Regions from separate parts of the Homo sapiens genome. Here region 1 is linked to region 2. A link is a loop called in an ENCODE intact Hi-C map of the cell type or tissue named here. Cell type or tissue: CD4-positive, alpha-beta T cell. All regions are shown on one strand. Each heading gives the region's core, and the rest is flanking DNA. Links, peaks and the distances in the headings are about the cores only. Region 1 holds the start of A1CF (APOBEC1 complementation factor). Region 2 overlaps A1CF (APOBEC1 complementation factor).

Region 1 (4,406 bases), core at 256-4,255, 60 kb before region 2:
TGTTTTCTTTTGTTTTGTTTTTAGATGAAGTCTCACTCTGTTGCCCAGGCTGGAGTGCAGTGGCATGATCTTGGCTCACTGCGAACTCCACCTCCCGGGTTCAAGTGATTCCCCTGCCTCCGCCTCCCAAGTAGCTGAGACCACAGGTGTGCACCACCATGCCCAGCTAATTTTTTTGTATTTTAGTAGGGATGGGGTTTCGCCATGTTGGACAGGATGGTCTCAATCTCCTTACCTTGTGATCCACCTGCCTCAGCCTCCCAAAGTGCTGGGATTACAGGCATGAGCCACCACACCCAGCCTTGTATGGTATTTTATTATAGTAACCTGAATGGACTGAGACTCTAGTTAATATCGTTCCTTTTACCTGTTGTGTTTTGGTGTTTCCATCAGATGCCTAAAAATCCTAGCTTTCCTTTCTTCATCTCCACTTATCACCATCTAAGCCCCTATCACAAAAAACAATAAAAGAAACCCTCTCAAAACTGTCCATCTTACAACATCAACAGTTCTTTATTGGACTGGGCAAACTCAAAGAATTCCCCACTCAATTGGGAACCATGCAACCCCAGACTGAGCTTTCACTAGGAAACCATCAGGGCTACTTTGTGAGGGAATCCCTTCCCAAGAAGGAAGTAGAGGGATGTGTCCCTCATTCAGCTATCTAGCTGGGTGGGGCATAAATGCTTTCTCTAGGTCTAACATCAGGGGAGCAATTCTGGGGTAAAACAATTGTTCCTGGGGTGTTTTTGTTAAACTCTATCATCCATTGCTATGGGAAAATGGTAAATCATTTCATGTTTGAGAACTGAAATAATTCCATGTTTGAGAACTAAAAACTGTAAGCAGAACTAGCATTCCAACAGTATCTTTTATCTCTTCTCTTACATATTCATAGATGTGCTTAATTGATGGATCTTCCTTTGCGTCTATATTATAGAAGGATTGCTTGTTTTGTGCTTTTCTATAGACAAAAATGCTCTCTTAATAGTTGGTTCCTAGAAAATTAGACTCCTTTTACTAGAACTAAAGGCAAGTAGGGGTATCCTCTAATTCTAGTTTTGGAATGTGTGGTTTCCAAGCTCTTAAACCAAAATTTACTCAAAATTAGGAAGGTTTTGGTTCTTCTTCCTTTTTTAAATGTGGGCTTTATTACCCTTAGGGATTTCTTCTGTAGACTACAGCTCTTACCAGAGAACTCAGAGTATAATGTTTGTATTTCTGAAAGCACCATTTCTCTATTTTTCAAGAAACTCAGTTACCACTGAGATTTCAGGCAATGAACAATAGCATCAGCTATCATATAACCCCAGTATGTAGCTGATTATTGTGCTTCTCACACAGTGGCCTCCTCTTAAAATCTAAATGAGCAGCTTGTATACAAAGAAGTATGCTTTCCCCAACCTGATCTGGCCTAAATCTATCTACTTTGTTATATAAATGCTTTGTGTATTTTCTGTTTGTAAGCCAGCATTTATCTACGTACTTGACCTAAAACTCCACACTTTACTCCATGTAATATAGTGATATAAAAAGTGTAAAACAAAGAAATATTCTCCTAAATTACCTTAGCTATAATATCACTTTGACATAGTAAAAAACAAAGGAAGTAACATAAAGGAAAGCTTAGGTATCCAATTGCAGTGAGTTTTTACTTTTTAAATATATCGTATAAGCCAATAAAATATCTTCAAAATAATATTTACCCCAACATTTTTACAACATTTATTTTAATTTTATAAACAAATAACAAAGATAGTTTTAGTAGATTATATCTGGGCTGTAGTGACCCAATTATCTGGTCAAAGGGCTGCATGGATGCAAGAGACAGGGTGAGTTAAAGTTTAACTCCCAGGAATTGTAAACCAAACCTAAAGCCACTGAACCTTTGGAGTTTGATATGACGATTAGAGCATAACCCGAGTGACACGTTGAATTCGCCATAATCAAGGAAACCTTTTCCGGGTGGGGATCTCTGAAATTACTCAGGTATGATCCATGTGTTTTGCTTTTTTCTATTTCAACTCTGTGAAACTGTGTATTGTGGTATCAGTGGGAATGCAGTGAAAACAGCTTTTACCCTCTTCTGTTATCGAGCCTAATTCAAAGAATTATCTAGCTTGTTTTTAGACTAATGAAACAACCAGAAAACAAAAGAATATATTGGAATTATTATATAATCTCTAAATGAGATAGCTGCCAGGATTTAATAAATTTCTGTAGACTTACCACGGAGGGTTCAAGAGTGGAGCCAATGTTGTGAGAAGTTTATTTAGCTCTAACCAGACAGCAGGGAGAGTTGTGGTTGAGTGCCTGTCCCAATCCTAGGACCCTGAGAAACAAAAATATAATTAACAAAAGAAATAGTATTAACATCACCAGCAGATTTTGAGTTCTGTGTGTGGGTCATAATTCCTATCATACTTTAGACTTCATATATTCAATTATCTCCAGAGCTACTACCACCATAAAAAAGAAAGTCTTGGTACAACTCTTGCGATTCCGCCTGCCATTATCTTGCTAACCAAAGGAATGTTTAAACTATTCACTTTTGATTCTGACCAAAAAAATATTATGGAAAATGACTGGTTTTCAGTGTGTTAAATCTGAACCTTGGAATGGCTAATTATTATATTGTTTCCACAATTTGGGCAACTGTGCTGAGGTGGATATATTTTCACATATTTTTTTTGTGTACTCCAAAAACATTATAATGGTATTTTAGCTAAAGAAAGAAATCAATCTGGACATTTACCAAAAATATCCCATTTTTACCAGAAACCCCCTAAACTCTCTGACTTTTTGTCATGATTACCTATGTAAATTCCAAGAAGAAAGGATTCCAAACTAAACAATTTTATTTACTATAGGACTTTTCAGATATGTATTGTATATCTCCAAGAAGATGAAGAACACAGCATTATTTGCACATTGTGCAGGATTAGTGTTTTATAGATCGTATTTTGGCAAATTCAGCTCTAGTTATAGTTTAGGAGCATCAAAAAATGTGTTGGTCTGCTCTGAAATTTTCTTTATAACGTGTGCTATGGAGCATGCAATGGGAGCACAGGTCTGGAAATGACAGTGATATCACTTATTTGTCAAAGCAGTAAGGTTTTGCCCTGCTAAATACAGAGAAAGAGACAAATGACTTATAAGGTTCATACTTTCTGGAATAACATTGACTCTGCCCATTTCAGACAACTCTTAACATTTTACTGTTCTATTTTACTATTTATCGATTTCAAGGGAAAAAAGAAGACAGCTGGCAAGGAAAAGAAATATTGTTGTGGGCAAACATTATAAAATGACATAATGGATATTAAAACACTATAAATACTTTGTTCTTATTTTCTACTGCACTAATGCCAAGGTGGTTTTATGTCATTTCAAATATCAACATTTCCTACACTATATTCAGTGGATGTTAATAAATGTGGCTCAAAAGAAAAGCAACTCCATTGTCAAGTAAGTTGAGGAAACAGTGTTAGAAAAGTTATAGCAGGTTTTGTTACCACATGAGTGTTTTGAGTAATAATGATAACAAGCATCTGTGAAGCACTATATTATCGGGTCTACTTCTAAGTTCTCTCCATGCATTATCTCATGTTATTCTTGGAACAACTCTATGGTGTGATACTATTATAACAGTTTATAAATGGGAAAATGGAGGCACAGACAAATTACCTAACAGGCTCAGCTACTCAGTTAGCAAGTGGCAGAGCCAGGCTCCTTTGTCTGGTAGTCTGATCCAGAGCCCAAGCACGTAACCATTATATCATACGCTCGAGCACTGGGGACTCATGACACATGCAAATATTGTCATTTATCACAACTATCTAAGAGAGTAGGCAACGTTTTGTTTCCTGGGCTTAATTTACAACAGAACATCTTCTTTCAGGAACATCTATCAATATCTCTCAAAATTGGCATTTCTCAGAATACAGAACAAGAAAGACCAAATCGCTTTTATAGCCCATGTCCAGCATTCAGAACAATCAGAATCCATTGAAATAATCACAGTTGAAAAATCTAAAGGACTTTAGAGTCTAGTCTTCCACCAAATAGGACTATGCCTATCTGAGAAACTTTTAAAATTAATTACGGAAAGAACACTAGGCTTTGTGCCTCGACACAGCTAAGTGGAAACGCCTATTGTAAAACTCCCTAGGTTTGTGACCTTGGGCATATTGTTTGACTCCACTGAATCTCAGATTCCTCAAATGTGAAATGGGGGTAAGATCTGACCCATAGTATTTTGTGAAGTTTAAATTAGATGATAAAGCAAAGGAGAGAAATGTGGTCCCCGGTACTTAAGAATTCAGCAAAAACCCCACTTCCCTTTTCATTTTCCTATTTGTAACAACCTCCAGAAAAATTTTCTAAAATTGCCCAAGTATACCTAT
Region 2 (4,406 bases), core at 274-4,273:
GAGTTCAATTCCTGAATATCCTTGTTAACTTTCTGTCTCGTTGATCTGTCTAATGTTGACAGTGGGGTGTTAAAGTCTCCCATTATTATTGTGTGGGAGTCTAAGTCTCTTTGTAGGTCTCTAAGGACTTGCTTTATGACTCTGGGTACTCCTGTATTGGGTGCATATATATTTAGGATAGTTAGCTCGTCTTGTTGAATTGATTCCTTTACCATTATGTAATGGCCTTCTTTGTCTCTTTTGATCTTTGTTGGTTTAAAGTCTCTTTTATCAGAGACTAGGATTGCAACCCCTGCCTTTTTTTGTTTTCCATTTGCTTGGTAGATCTTCCTCCATCCATTTACTTTGAGCCTATGTGTGTCTCTGCATGTGAGATGGGTTTCCTGAATACAGCGCACTGATGAGTCTTGACTCTTTATCCAATTTGCCAGTCTGTGTCTTTTAATTGGAGCATTTAGCCCACTTACCTTTTAAGGTTAATATTGTTATGTGTAAATTTGATCCTGTCATTATGATGTTAGCTGGTTATTTTGCTCATTAGTTGATGCAGTTTCTTCCTAGCCTGGATGGTCTTTACAATTTGGCATGTTTTTGCAGTCGCTGGTACTGGTTATTCCTTTCCATGTTTAGCGCTTCCTTCAGGAGTTCTTGTAGGGCAGGCCTGGTAGTGACAAAATCTCTCAGAATTTGCTTGTCTGTAAAGTATTTTATTTCTCCTTTGCTTATGAAGCTTAGTTTGGCTGGATATGAAATTCTGGGTTGAAAATTATTTTCTTTAAGAATGTTGAATATTGGCCCCCACTCTCTCCTGGCTTGTCGAGTTTCTGCCGAGAGATCAAAACATTCTTTAAAAGCACCTATGCTTGAGATGACTTCCCATAACTTTAAATAGAAATGCTTTTATTTAGTTCATCTCATAATTCCATGCAGACCTCTCAAACTATGTTCCTAACTTTGGATTAGAAAATCAAGCCATGTGGTCCTACAACATTTATCAATATTATAATTGCATACTTATCTATGTGATTATTTAATGAATATCTATTTTCTTCACTAAACTATAAATTTCATGAGTTTTTCCCCTCTTATTGTTTCCTCCATCTTCAGACATTTAATCTCTGGGCCTGGGGTACAATGATTGCTCAATAAATATTTACTGTAATGAAGAATGCATGCCATAACCATAGGTCTGATGCAGGGTTTCTCAGCCTCACCACTATTGATATTTTGGAACAGATCATTCTTGGCTGTGGGGGTCTGTCCAGTGGATTGTAGGATGTTTAGCAGCATCCCAGGCCTGTCTCTGTTAGATACCAGTAGCAACCTCCAAGATGTGACAACGAAAAATGCCTTCAGACATTGCAAAATATACTCTACGGGTGGGCAAAATTGCCCCCAGTTGAGAACCACTGGCCTAATGGAATACACTTGTGACATAAGTAAAAAGGTGACAATCCTAGGAAACTGATTTGAGTGAAGAGGAAGGGAAAGGAATAGAGGGAAGGTGGAAGGGGATAGTTAGTTGCTACTCATCTTGTCAATACTTTTCAGTATCAATTCTAAGCCATCAGATTGACTCCCCATCTCTTTCTTCTCCATATAGGAGCTACAACACTGAGAGAGGTAGAGCATTTCAGGAAACAATATCCAAATTACCATTTCCCAAAAACAGTTCAGAACATTAATTCTACAATCTTTTGGTGGATGTTGCTGATAAAAGGGCTCCATGGTCAAATAAGCTTGTAAACACCAGATTCTGCAAAATTAAATGAATTTCTTCATTATGGAACTTATCAAAGTCTTTTGCCTTCTAACATGCTTTGAAATTCTCCAAGAAGCGATGCAGAAATCTTCATTTTTCAAGTTTCTGAAACATGACTGCTCTTTTTTGCCATATCATTTTGTGGGATTACTGTGTCTTTAAACACACTCTGGGCAGTAGTGGCTTAGGGTTATCATAGTAGTAATATCCTTTCATAACTGAGAATTTCCCAGTCTCCTGGCAAATTATCTAGGTTGTTAATAAGGGTGGGCCATGGTGCTGTCATGTTAAAGCTGCCTAAGAATATTCACTTGCACATACTCACATCGTCTGTTTCCAACTCTGGGTGCTACTTCAGATAGAACAGAATGATAAGCTGATGATTTGCTCTGAAGGACATTCAGGAAGGATGTCACTGCTCCATTTTGAAAGATTCACCAAAGATCTTTCTCCAGCCTCAGGGACTCTGCCTTCCCTGAAATATTAGTGTGAGGGTGTGGCTCCACACCAACAGCTGTGAATCCATGACTAAGCTAGAATCTGCAAATGATGGACCACCTTACTGTGTGCCAAGCATTGCAGTGGGCACTTTCACAGCATGTGTCATTTATTCATCACAACCCTATAATACAGGTTGCTTTATTCATTCCATTACTTTCTAGATAAGAAAAACAGGACCCAGAGTAGTTAAGTAGTTTGCCCAGGTTCACACAGCTAGCAGGTCGCAGATCCTGGATTTGAACTCAGGTCTGGTAAAGGGCATGTTCTTAAAAACTTTAATACTCTCATGCCGCCTCCTTATTCCATTCACTCACTCATTCATTCAACTGTCTTTCCTTCAGTAGCTCCTACATGCCAGGCACTGTGGAAGGAACAAACAAGTATGATGTGTGCATGGAAAAAGTTTAAGAAATTCCAGAAAAATACAGCTTTGACAGACTACTCTTGGAGTGCAGAGAAGACTTGTGTTTTGAAGCGACATCTAAGCTGAGATCTGAATGTTGATGCAGTTGTAGGCATAGGAACATTATGTGTGTATAAATATTGCCCACTATTCTCCCCTCATTCCATGTTGACTTTCTACCTTCCCAGAGTGAATAATACTTCTTATTTTTATCTAATTAAAACAGCACCTTTTTTTGCCAAGGGCTAGAATGAGAAACTACTAAAAGGCTGCTTCCTTTCCTAGTCCCTGATTATCAGCTTTCCCAGTCTGCGTATTGGCATATATTAAAGAGACATGTGTGCCCGGATCCTACTAATTATCATGAAAATAATGAACATCACATATCTCTCTCTTGCTCACTCTCTCACTTTCTCTTTCTTCTTGGGACTAAAGTGTGTCCAGCGATTTCAGGGCACAGTCTGCAGCTGGTGGCACAACTCTCAGGGCTATATAATGATGTATGGCTTGTTCTTCGTGGCCCTCTGCAAAAAAAAATATGAATTTCAGAACGTGAACAACTAGCAGACATCTGCTGCATTAAGAGGGAAAAGTCAGAGCTAACTAGTTTATCTTGGAAAGTATGTACTGTGCCAAGGCTATACTTATCTAGAAAAATTTCTGGAAACAAACAGAAAAATGACTCTAAAAATTCCATTTAAAGTTTAGGTCCCTCAGAGGAACCTACATATTACCTCAAAATATTTGACCACGTATCAGTTTAACCATGATGAACTTGAATAATATTATATTGCCACTGAGAGACACAAAAGATAATTAGAACAAAAATTGAGACCTGAAGATGGTTTGTTCTTCCCCACTGTAGCCTAAGGGTATCTGCTGAATTTCCAATTATAGTCATTCTACAAAATCTGATCTTCCTACAAGAGTTTAGCAGTATTAGAATCACCTGAAGGGCATGTTAAATCACTGATTGCTTGGCCCATCATGGGTGGGTTCAAGCATTTCCATTTCTATTAAGTTTCCAGGCAAAGTGGATTCTGCTGGTCAGGGCACCACACTTCGGGAACCATGACCCTCTGATAACCTTCCCTTTGGCATGCAGGTGTGTTTCTCCTCAGGTTTATGTGTTGCTGACAAGTTGATAAGAAACACAGCAATAATTTTCCAATTCCTTGCATCATGATTTCAGAGGATCTTTTTCTTCTTTGCTAATGGATGATTGAGTAATAATGATCACTCATATTCTATGGACTCACCCTCTGCCAAATGAGGATCAATTATTAAACAAACTCCTATGCACTAAAGAAGAAACATAATAAAATAAGCCATGTGGTGAATACTATTGTAGAGAAAACCAACTTTTATGACACAGACTCTAACTTTTTAACTTGTCTGTTTTATGAGGCTAAGTTTTTAAATATCAAATTTTCCAAAACCAGATGCATCTGGAAGTTATCGTCCAACAGTGTAAGATAATTTCAGATATCTGCAAACAGAATTTCAGAAAATCTAAATTCATTATCATCTCAAATGCCACTAACTGGTGTAAATGACAGAAGTTGGGATGTGAATTAACTGATAATATTCCCTTATTCCATGTGTATTTATAGAGTAGCTCCTGTGTCCAAGGCAGTAGGCAGGAACCAGGTGAAGATGATACCAAGAAGTCTCTGAAGAGGGTCCTGTTCTCAGGGAGATAACAGACCAGTGAGCCTAGGTGGAGAATGACATTGAAAT

What was found. Hi-C counts contacts between places; a loop is a spot of excess contacts. Peaks named below come from ENCODE experiments on the same cell type or tissue, not always from the same donor. Only the 100,000 strongest peaks of a DNase experiment are listed, where the experiment ranks them.
Region 1: it touches region 2 in a loop (4-fold over the local background); 2 of 110 quality-filtered maps call a loop at or near these places.

The regions. Positions count from the first base shown.
Region 1 is chr10:50,883,164-50,887,569 of GRCh38, reverse strand. It overlaps A1CF (APOBEC1 complementation factor), which reads left to right and starts at 1,943. Exons shown (of 13, transcript NM_014576.4): 1 at 1,943-1,989. In CD4-positive, alpha-beta T cell, for the core only: no CTCF peak of the experiment used is centred there; no DNase peak of the experiment used is centred there.
Region 2 is chr10:50,822,858-50,827,263 of GRCh38, reverse strand. The region is part of intron 7 of A1CF (APOBEC1 complementation factor); the gene reads left to right. Among named protein-coding and RNA genes, the nearest start is that of A1CF, 61 kb to the left of the region's middle. In CD4-positive, alpha-beta T cell, for the core only: no CTCF peak of the experiment used is centred there; no DNase peak of the experiment used is centred there.